Regions from separate parts of the Homo sapiens genome. Here all the other regions are linked to region 1. The links are chromatin contacts, found by Hi-C or POLR2A ChIA-PET in ENCODE. All regions are on one chromosome and are shown on one strand. The core of a region is the stretch at or near the end of the contact, and the rest is flanking DNA. Distances in the headings are between cores, read along the strand shown.

Region 1 (3,635 bases), core at 579-3,078:
TGTGAGGATGGGTATAGAAGAAACATCTGTTTTCCCAGGGCCCAGTCCAGAGCCCACCCCATAGTGGATGCTCAATAAGTACTTGCCAAGTGCTTCCTAGAAATATGTTAACTGTTTCTTTCTGATTATTAGATTTTCTTATTTGATCTTTTCTGGCAAAGTGGTTGCTTCTGTATTTTCTTAGAATTCCATTTGTGTCATAAGTGATCTCTTCCCTACTTCATAGCCTTTATACGTGCTGGATCTCTCAGGACCAACAATGCTGTAGCTCTTCAGGCTAAGCAGTGAAGATGAGTTTCAGGGATTGTGAGTGTTTTCCCAGACCTTCTACAGACATTTGCATATGCATAGGCAAGTGCCTTTTGGGCCCTCAATAAATATTTGTTGAGGGAAGGACAGGTGGATTGATAAATGGATGGGTGGACGGATGAATGGTTGGGTGGATGAATGGTTGGATGGATGGATGGATGGATGGATGGATGGATGGATGGAAGACAAATATACTGATGGATGGTGTGCTGAAGATGTTGACAACTTCTTTAGTCTGTTTATCTCTAAACTCCTTTCCCCTCTGTGAATAACTTGTCAGATCCCTTTTTTGCTAGAGACACTGTCAAGGAAAGCATTTCCTAATGCTTGTAACACTGCTAAAGCAAGAAGAATATTGGCAGAAACTTCTATTTTCAATGCAGTTTTTAGGAAGGTTAATTACTTTGTGTTTCTGAAGATGTAAATGTTCCTCAAGGAAGAAATCTCTGAATAAAACTCAATGACAAGATCTTTATAATGGACTTCTGGTTATTGCTATGTGCAATGCCCTACCTATAACTCGCATTTTAATTGATGTATCCTGAGCAAGATTTGAAACAGATCTCTTTCCCTCTCTTCTAATTTTAATGAGTCTTCTCTAGCAAGCACCTATATCACCAGAGAGATGCAGAGAACCTCAGCATACTCTGGATGGGCCTCCCTCTGCAATTTATGATGAAGTCTGACTTCAGAGTGAGTTCGCAGCCTCCTTCCTGCCTCTCCTCTGGTTTCCAGGGTAGCAGACTCTTGTCTCCCTTCAGACCTGGGCTCTCCCAGCTCAGTCCCACTTGGCATTTCTAACTGAGGTTATGGATACACATTGAGCCCAGAACTCATTGCTTTTTTGGAAAAGGCAAAATAAGAGAGGGGATTTTCCATATTCACATTTTTCCACAGAAATGTATTCATAAGCTTTAAACTTGCCCAAGCTCTGTTAATGTATGTGGTTGGCTCCTGTGCCAATTTTCATTGTGAATAAGATGCTAAATAAAAGGGTTCTTGTCTTTCCCCTTTCTCCTCCCCTCCCATAATTTCAACTTCATAAACCTATTTTGTAAGTGAATTAGGTCTTAGGAGAGAATCAGAAACGATGTTGTTCTTTTAGCCGCTTACAGTGTTTGCTTTAAACCCTTGATAGGAACGTGGGCTTGTGACAGCAGCGGCAGAGGTAAACAGATGACTTTATATATAATGCTTTTTACAAGGTGGTTCAGTTCGTTTCTAACCTTGGTCTCGGCGTCATGGAATGAGCCAGGGAAATTCCTCCCCTTAACCCTACCCTGCACGTCCTCCCTTCAAGGGCAAGAAAATGTCCATTTTGCCTTTGGTTTCACAGCTCTTTCTCCACAGTAGAGCTTGCATAATGCTATACCCCCCAATCCCAGGGAACCCCGGTAGTGTCACCAGGTATTTTTATTATTATCATTATTATTTTCATCAGGTGACTGTGAATGTTCACAATAAAAGTTGCAATTTTTATGAGCCATGAGCTGGCGTGTCCTGGCATGTCCTGGTTGTCAAGTTTCTGTGCATTTTGGTTCAAATGTTCCCTGCCTGTGTTTATTCCTGGTCAGACCACACCTCCTGGGACTGTCTTTGTGGCTTTTGCTCAGCTGCTGACTCAAGTTGCAGAAGACATGGGGAATAGTAGAGCAAGGTCTGCAAGATTCTGGCCTGAAGGAAAAGGCTCCATAGCTCTGCTTTTGAGCCATGGAAGCTGCCTGCCCCTCCCTTTTCCTGGAAGGTCCCATGACTAGTTTCCTAATACCAACTAGTCAAGAATATGTAGGGCTAAAGGGACATTAATATTAACATAAGTGATACAGTGAGGACCAGAAGCCTTGGATGTAAGGGAGAACACGTGAGCTTTCCGTCAGAGAAGACTAGGTTCAAATACCAGTCCTCCAAGGAAAGCCAGCTCCTTGCTGGGGACCTTGGGCTAGTGCTTAGTATCTGATTTCTTCATCTGGAAAATAGCTATAATAATGGAACCCATCTTAGAGGGTTGGTTAACATTATATGAAAAAATGAAAGTTCAATGCACAGTCTGTGATCTGATATAGGTCAGGATGCAATATTGTTAATACTATTAGCTACTATAAATATTATTGGTAAGTAATAATTTCCTATAATTAATATAATAAACAATATTGTATCAAAATTATCTAAATCATTAATACTGATAAGCAATAATTATTTACTGGTAATTATAGATATTAATATTACACATTGATTGATCTTGCAGAACCTCTTTTTCTTCATCTAGAAAGCAGAGATTAACATGGACATTGAAAAAAACCTCTGACTCTCTAGGGATTTTGTGAAGATGAATAAATGACTTTGAACAGTGCCTGGCCCTTTGCACAGTGCCTAGCCCTTCAGCCTGTAACAAGTGTTGCTGTTTTTAACGAGAGGTTAGTTGTCCTTCTCAGGCCCTCTGTAAAAGAATGTATTACTTTGCTTTTCAGCCAGTGTGACTGTCTCATTCCAGCACTTCTATTGCTGTCTATAAAAGATGACTGTGGCCAGGCACGGTGGCTCATGCCTGTAATCCCAGCACTTTGGGAGTCCAAGGCAGGAGGATCACTGAGGTCAGAAGTTCAAAACCAGACTGGCCAACATGGTGAAACCCCATCTGTACTAAAAATACAGAAAAATTAGCCAGGTGTGGTGGTAGGCACCAGTAATCCCAGCTACTGGGGAGGCTGAGACAGGAGAATCACTGAAACCCCAGAGGCGGAGGTTGCAGCGAACTGAGATTTTGCCACTGTACTCCAGCCTGGGTGGCATTGTGAGACTCCATCTCAAAAGAAAGAAAGAAAGAAAGAGAGAGAGAGGGAGGGAGGGAGGGAGGGAGGGAGGGAGGAAGGAAGGAAGGAAGGAAGGAAGGAAGGAAGGAAGGAAGTAAAGAAAAAAAGATGACTGCAAAGTGACTTTAGAGGCAGGTCATGGGCCTGGTGACACCCAGCCATGAGGCTGGATGGGGGGCCCAGTCTCCTGGAGAAGATGATCCCTCGGCCTTGTATATCTCAATCCAGGCCCAAGGTCATGGATTCTTCCTGGCAGGCTAGGCTGATGGACTTGGTTTATGAGCTGCAGTCTGTGCCTAAAGACACCTAGGAGGAAGAGCTTAGCTGCTGAATGTACCTGGGGGACCTTCCCCACCTATGTTGTCTGCCTCAGTTGCCTCTTCCTTGGGAAGAGGTGCAGACAGAAGGTGGCAGACTCTGGGATAGATCCAGTAGAGCTGTAAAAAACAGGCTGGCTTGTGTCACAGCTTGCCTGTCCCTTTAAGCCAGGGCTTCTGGCAGACGGACCTTTGACAG
Region 2 (3,635 bases), core at 820-3,319, 64 kb before region 1:
GAAGTATTTTAAGGTAAAGGAACATCATATCTACAACCTACTCCCAGTAGTATAGTATAGCATAGTATAGTATAGTTAGGTAAACAAGAGGCGAGAGATATTACATATGATAATACAAGTAGGTCAAGATAAAGAGTTTTTGAAAACTTAAAATTTCTGCTAATCTATATTCAATGTGTTCTGCTCCTTTATAGTCTCAGTATGGTTTCAGGAAGCTCTCAAAGCTGTGAGCTTCATCATTCAGGTCTAGCACAACAGAGGAAGCATACCTGTGCTTCGCACCGATTGGCTTGAACTAGTCACAGGACTAAACTTGAACCAATCACAATGGGCAAGAAAGTGATTTAGCTGATTGGATTAGCTTAAATCATGTGCTCTAATCTTAGAGCTCTGCATGAAGGTTTCATTCCTTGGAACCCCCTGGATACTCGCCCACAAAAAAGAGTAGAGGAAGGACTAGACTGGGTTTTAACTTCTGGTTAAGATGTTAATAATTAGCGTTAGATACTTTATATATGAAGAAACTAGGGTCCAAATTACTTTTGATAATATGCCAATATTATGCAATAAATGGCAGAACTAAGGGTAGAATTTGGGACTTCTGATTCCCATGCCAAGTGCCAGTTCTACCATTGGGTTAGACCAATGGGTCCCAAGTCTGGCTATTCAGAATTATCTAGAGGTCATTTAAAAATACAAATCATCTGGTGCACTTTCAGATTTGTTGATTTAATATAAATCTAGACTCAGACCTAGGAATCTGTAGTTTAAGTAGCTTCCTGGATATGTTGATGCACACTCAGGAATAGTCTAGATAGTACAAAATAGTGCAAAATAAATTTCAAAATCAGACTTTTCCTGAAAATATGAACAAAAGTTTTGAAAGATTCTTAAAGCAAATACAGTAGAGCTTTGGATTATCAGGTTTTTTCATTGTGTCTCCAAGCAAAGTTTTATAAATGCTAACTTTCCAAAAACTTAGGCAAGTTTATTTCAGTAATAATGTTTATGAGTTTATGAGCAATCTGATATGATTTGGCTCAGTGTCCCCACTCAAATCTCATCTTGAATTATACTCCCATAATTCCCATGTGTTGTGGGAGGAACCTGATGGGAGATAATTTGAATCATGGGGGTGGTTTTTCCCACACTGTTCTTGTGGTAGTGAATAAGTCTCACAAGATCTGATGGTTTTATCAGGAGTTTCCGCTTTTGCATCTGCCTCATTTTCCCTTGCCGCCACCATGTAAGAAGTGCCATGATTTTGAGGCCTCCCCAGCCATGTGGAACTGTAAGTCCAATTAAACCTCTTTTTCCTCCTACTCTCAGGCATGTCTTTTTCAGCAGCACGAAAATGGACTAATACATAGTCCTTTTGCTTATTCCAAACAAAGTTGTAGTATGAATTAGAAACATTGATAATATGCTCTTAATTGAGAATACGCCTACAGGGCCACAAACTCAGACATGAAATGTCTGAGTTACTCCATTAATGTCCATCACCTGAGGCTCTGTGACCACAGCCCAGTAGTGCTCTTATCAGATGCTGCCTGGTAATGAGAGTATTTCTGACCTAGTACAAAGAAAGAGCATATAAACATTCAGGGCTCCCACCTCTGAACAGTGCACAGGGAATTTTCACAGGAAACTCCCATGCCTATAAATTCGGTTAACATGTAAAAACCCCACTGTATTAATGGGAGACAGTCAGTAGAATGGAATGCTGATTGACTGGCATATGTGGGACAAAAATTCTGCTCCAAATATAAGCACCTGTAGATGCCCTTCCCCTCTCTCCCCTGCCTTATCTCACTTGACAAAAACTGTTTAGATGAGATGTATTTCCCAGGGCTTATGAATCAGTTGCAGTTAATGGCTCCAGGACAATTGGTGACTTTTATCTTCAGGAAATCCCAGTACTTAGAAAATGACCGTCAGCCGTGACTATCATGCCAAACAACTTTTCTCCCTCTATTTATACCAGGTGATTGAACAAAAAAAGGTAAGGGGTGTGGGGGAGGGCATAGGCTGGAGCTCTTGCCCTGGTCTGCACTATTGAGTCATCACCATAACATGCCAAATTACTCAAATAAGTCTGGTCATGTTCACATTCAGCAGTAAGAAGGATACTCTGTATGACTCGCACGAGGACATGAAATGCCAGCGGGATCCATATAATCAACGTCTTGGCTTGTGCCAAGAAGGGTGGGTGGAGTCGTGTGCCACATGCAAGGAATTCCTAAATGTTTACTCTAATTTGCTGCCTAGTTATATTTGACTTCTGTGGGTTGGCACAGCAACCATTCTATATAATTCTGGCTCTTCTGATTGTTAGAGGAAGAGTCTGGGGCTCTTAAGCTAAAGTTTAAAAAACAGTTGTTTGGAGTCATCGTTCCTTCTCCGTTAGAGTAATTGTTGAGCATAGTGTTGTGGTTACTCCCCAGGTTCCAGAGAAAGATGGGTTTAGATTTCAGTTCTGGTTCTTACTCCGGAAATGTGCCTGACTTCTCCATGTTTCTGCTTCCTTTCTTATTTCCATAATGGGGATAATAACAGTGCCTGCTTCATGAGGATATTGGGAAGACTAAGTTAATGTGCGTTGAGTACTTAGCATGAAACCTGGCATATAGTAAGCACTCAATAAATGTGATTGGGTTAGAAGCAGGTATAATGTATTATTTTGGGTTGGGTATGTGTGGATCTTTCTGGATGGTCTGTTTTTTCAAACCCTCATGTAGAAGTTACCTTCTCTACCCAATAGTCAACAGAAGCCAAGACTCATGAGGTTCATTTTATGCTGTGAACCCATGAAATTGTATGACGTTAAGGGTTGCTCTGGCCCTGTTCAGAAGCTCCACCAATGGCAAAATACCTTTAACAATATGATACTGTATCCTGAAATAAAGACCTGCAAAATACGATTTGACTTCTGTGCTCTGTGAAACCATGCTCAGTGCTTTCTCTCTCCTAGACTCGTGCCTCTCAAACTTGGATGTGCATAGGAATCACCTGGGGTCTTTTTAAGATACAGATTATGATGCAGGAAGTCTGGGTGGAGCTTGAGACTCTGTATTTCTAACAAGCTACTCAGGGATGCAAACTCTGTTCTTCCCTGGACTACACTTTGAATAGTGAGGTTTTGGCTGTTTGGCTGGATCTGATGCAGGGCCCTGATCCCATTACCATGGGGAAGGCAAGAGTCTCTGGCAGAGTGACACTAAACCAGTGCCCATTTTATAGGTAATTTCATGTGTGTGTGGTAGGAACAGAGGGAGGAGATGGAAAATTTAAGAGAGTGGTTTCAACCCCAGCTGCATATTAGAATCACTTGGTGAGCTTTAAAAAAAGTACTCTAGAATCCACATGAACCTATTTGAATGAAAAAACAAAACAAAACTCAAGGTGGGGGGAGCTGGTTCAAGCATTTTAAGAAACACTCCACGTGATCGTAACCTGCAGCCCAAGATGAGTACCACTGTTCTAAAATAGTGGTTCTCCAATGTTAAAATGTCTCAGAATCACCTAGAGGGCTTCTTAAATAAAGACTGCTGATCCCCACACCCAGAATTTCTGATTCAGTAAGTCTGCTGAGAGGCCTGAGAATTTTTTTTTTTTTTTCTTGCTTGCTTGCTTTC
Region 3 (3,635 bases), core at 735-3,234, 49 kb after region 1:
TTTCTATTGACATTGAAAATGAGTCATAAGAGAAGTGTTGCTACTTTCCTTTTGAGGGATTTTTTTTATTTAGTTTTGTTTCCATTAAGTTTTAGCAACAGGAAAATATGGACTTTCAGCATCCACAGGGATATGATCAAATGGAAACATATGCTCCCTGTTTGTCCATTATTACAAACCATGAGAAAACTCACAAATCACTCATAGACTTTCTAGAAAGGTTGATTTGACAAAATATTTGACAAAATAGCCTACTGCTTCCTTGATATTTCTGAAACCAAATGAGTATTTGTGTTTTGAAAAAGCAAAGTTGATTAAAAAAAAAAAAGCAGCTGATGAAAGGCCCAAAATGCATATGGGTCAACTATGTTTATTGCAGAAACACTAGAGAGTGGATGAGAGATGGGTCAGTGGGCACAGAAGCCCACCTGCAACTGCACTCACACCTTGGCCTACATTGCCAAAGAGACCAATATATCAGCAATTGATTGGAAATACCACAAAGATGAATCACAGATCAGGAAAGCAAATGCCAATCAATGATTGAGCCTAGGCAATAATATATGAGCTAAAGGCATTTATCAAACCTGTGGAAAATTAGAAGACTTGCCTAACATGGCTGAGAATGCTACATATGAACCAACTTTTAGAATAATTCAGTCTTTTTTTTCAGTCCCCTAGAATAAAAAGGGCATATCTAAACTCTTGAATTTATTTTGATTAAATCAAGAATTCCCTCCTGTATCCTCAGGATCTGGTATTGAGTAGGGACACGATAAAACACTTGTCAACTGGAAGGACTCTATCAGCAGCACCTGGGCTCCATTTGATTTTTTAACCTGCTTAGTATTTCCAACCGTAATGACCAAAATGTCTGCCTTCAGTTACAGTATTTGTACCCTGAGGAAATGAAATAATTTAGCCCCCTGGCCCTCCACCCCACTCCGTTTTCTCAGCTGCAAACAAAGGGATTGGACTTTATCTGGTTGCTTTCAGTTCCGTAAAAGAGAGGTCAAATCCACTTTATGTTGTCAAGGATTCTTTTTCTGTTTTGTGAGATACCTGGTTTTTAGATTCCTCTCCCTTTTTAATTTTTCTCCAGTTCTTCCTGCTTTCTGCATCCTCTTCCTGACTTTCCATTGTTTTCTCTTTAACAATCACACACTAGAAAATATGTAGAAGTGAGTGAAAAATACATCTCATGCTCTGTTTAGTGTATCCTCAAAAAGACTTCATGGTAAAAGGGTGGTTAGGATGCTGTGTTCTCTGTGGGTTTCTACTTTTATTGTATTATAATTTATATTTTCATGCTTACTACAACTCTGGCTGTGATTTATTTTTCTATCCCAGATATGGTGAAAAATAATACTAATATGTGTGTTTTTTGTTTTTAGCTGGGTATTAGCAAAAATCATTCCATTTTCCCTGAGACATCTTGCTCCAACCACCTTGCAGTGCAGCTATTTTGATTACTTCATGTCACTATTAATCATGTGCTTAAAGGAAATAGATAAACTTTGAAACAGAATTCAGCTCAGCAAAGGTTTATTCATTATCTCCTGGGTGCCTGGCTCTGGTGCTAGGTGTTTAGAGGGAACAAAGGTGAGTATATCAGGGCCTATGGTGGAGACAGCAGGAGAAGCTGAGTGAGAATTTACATACTCTCATGTGTGACTTATGTATCAAAAGAAAGGCCCAAAGTGCTTGGAGTATTAAGGCAAAGGAGAAATGATGTATGTGTATGGAAGTGATTTGTTTGGGTGAAGTCCTTGGGGTCTGTGAGAGCGAAGCCTTTCCATATCCTGGAGTGCTTGGGTGTGGAATTCAAATCTTCCTCAGTTGGCAAAGGGGTACCAAATGGAAGGCTTTTACCCAGGAAACCATGATGCCACTGGTGCTTTGGGAAGATGAATCTGGCAGGAGTATGCGGGGTAGTCCAGGGCCGGGGGAGGGAGGCCTGGAAAGAGCCTCTCCGTGTCCTGATCCTGGTTGCACTGCTTCTTTGCCAATCCCTACTCCATGTGGTTGCAGCAGCTCACAGCTATAAAAATGTGTTGACCCAAGAGGTTTAATATTAACCAAAGTTATAGTCAAAGTCAATTTGGAGGATTCAAGAAAAAATCTGATGCTAATAGAGAAATAGAAGTCAATATTTGTAATGTGAGTCACAGGCTCAAAATAGAAAAGTAAAACACATCACTGCTACAGTTCCCAGAGGGCTGTGGGTTACACAGCGCAGCAGATCTGTGAACCAGGCCTCACCACCCTCTAGGTCTATTTTAAAATTTCCTCTGGCCCCTTCCTCTAATTCCTAAATTCCAGAGCATGATATTCTAGTGGAACTCACCAGATATCCAGCCCTGGTGAAGTCATAGCTTGTTTTGAGTGGGTCAATGGAAAAAAAAGATTTTTTTCCCTAGTTGTGTATAACCTTCCTCTCTAGTGACGTGGCATGGAACGAACTTATCATGATTTTATTTTGTAGTCCATACTTCATTCTACAGTGGCTATCACTGTTTAAAACTTCATCTCTTATGTGTTGCCTATTTTGAAGAAGGCAGAGGAGAAGAGAGGAAAGCAGAAATATTCAGAATGACATATATTTTTTGTTTTATCACAAAATTTATATATTAATAGCAGAGAGGAGGGTGTTGTCCACTGGAGGGGCTATGACATGTTGAGGAGCTTCTAGAATTTTCTTTAACAGGATGGCTTTTGTGAGCGTTCATGGCGTAGCTTTATCCTGACTCAGATGTTAATCCTGCACAGAGGCTTGAATGTGTTTTCCTGAGTGTGATCAGAAAATGAAAAGATTCATGAAGATAAAGGAAAAAAAAGAGCAAACCATAGCATGTATACCCAATGATCAGCAGTTACTTTCTTAACAGTGCTTCACCTAGTTTATGTTGTGGGATGTACAACACACAAGGCTAAAATTAGCTGCTCTTCACCCAATGTGTTGGAATGCTATAGGGCCAGATAGTATCTTATCACAAGTGACCACAGGAAGGACAATGCATTCCAAACTGAGTCTTCAAGGGCCAAGGCGGGTTTGATAGAGTCTGAGATTTATAACCCAGGCTGCTGTACATGAATCCTCTGGAGGGCCTGAGAAACGTGTGATACTTAGTTCTCCCTTGATTTCTTTTTATTGCTTTGCAAGAAGCCCAGCTTATAAAGTTCAGTTTGAACACTATCTGCTTCAAAGAGGGGCCTGGTGATGAGACCAGAGATGATCAGATAAGAAGGAAAAAGGAAGTGGTGAGGATGGGTGCAGCCAGAACAGAGTGGACTGGCAGCTGATGAACCAACCTGGGCAAGGAAGTAGCTTGAAGGCTGTGTCTCGGGGTTGGCCATTTTTCCTCCTTTCTCATCCGGACCTTGTCAAGATCCTGTGGTTTATCATAAGTTACCAATGCCCAACCAGTATCTGCTTCCTCATCAGCACGATGGTCATAGCCCCATCTCCCTCGCAGCATGTTTTCAGAAGTAATTAATGCTTGTGAGATGTTTTGAGATCACTGATAAAAGACATTCTACCTGCCCAGGGTGTTATTACATTATCTTATTTTCCTCTTCATAGTCAGGATCAAACCCACGATAACTTAGAAATGAGACAAATTAGTAAAACGTGG

What was found. Hi-C counts contacts between places; a loop is a spot of excess contacts on that map. ChIA-PET counts read pairs that join two places held with the same protein, here RNA polymerase II (POLR2A). Pooled maps may share reads with other maps.
Region 2: POLR2A ChIA-PET joins it to region 1 with 14 read pairs in MCF 10A. The contact joins two enhancer-like sites. A Hi-C loop is called at or near these places in 1 of 168 maps with a recorded cell type or tissue (gastrocnemius medialis), 3 of 37 single-sample maps with no recorded cell type and 2 of 50 pooled maps. POLR2A ChIA-PET finds 5 or more read pairs at or near these places in 3 of 52 experiments (BJ, GM12878 and MCF 10A).
Region 3: a loop to region 1 is called in a map of astrocyte of the cerebellum, with 2.9 times the contacts of the local background. The contact joins two enhancer-like sites. A Hi-C loop is called at or near these places in 5 of 168 maps with a recorded cell type or tissue (Calu3, adrenal gland, aorta and 2 more), 5 of 37 single-sample maps with no recorded cell type and 5 of 50 pooled maps. POLR2A ChIA-PET finds 5 or more read pairs at or near these places in 4 of 52 experiments (Caco-2, HEK293, MCF 10A and 1 more).

What each region holds. Positions count from the first base shown.
Region 1 is chr20:6,653,168-6,656,802 of GRCh38, forward strand. No RefSeq gene overlaps it. Among named protein-coding and RNA genes, the nearest start is that of LINC01713, 81 kb to the right of the region's middle. Within about 2 kb of position 1,829, at least 4 of the 41 ENCODE cell types and tissues checked have a DNase peak (open chromatin) inside an H3K27ac peak, as active enhancers do.
Region 2 is chr20:6,589,367-6,593,001 of GRCh38, forward strand. No RefSeq gene overlaps it. Among named protein-coding and RNA genes, the nearest start is that of LINC01713, 140 kb to the right of the region's middle. RefSeq lists an enhancer at 1,327-2,526. Within about 2 kb of position 2,070, at least 4 of the 41 ENCODE cell types and tissues checked have a DNase peak (open chromatin) inside an H3K27ac peak, as active enhancers do.
Region 3 is chr20:6,702,272-6,705,906 of GRCh38, forward strand. No RefSeq gene overlaps it. Among named protein-coding and RNA genes, the nearest start is that of LINC01713, 32 kb to the right of the region's middle. Within about 2 kb of position 1,985, at least 9 of the 41 ENCODE cell types and tissues checked have a DNase peak (open chromatin) inside an H3K27ac peak, as active enhancers do.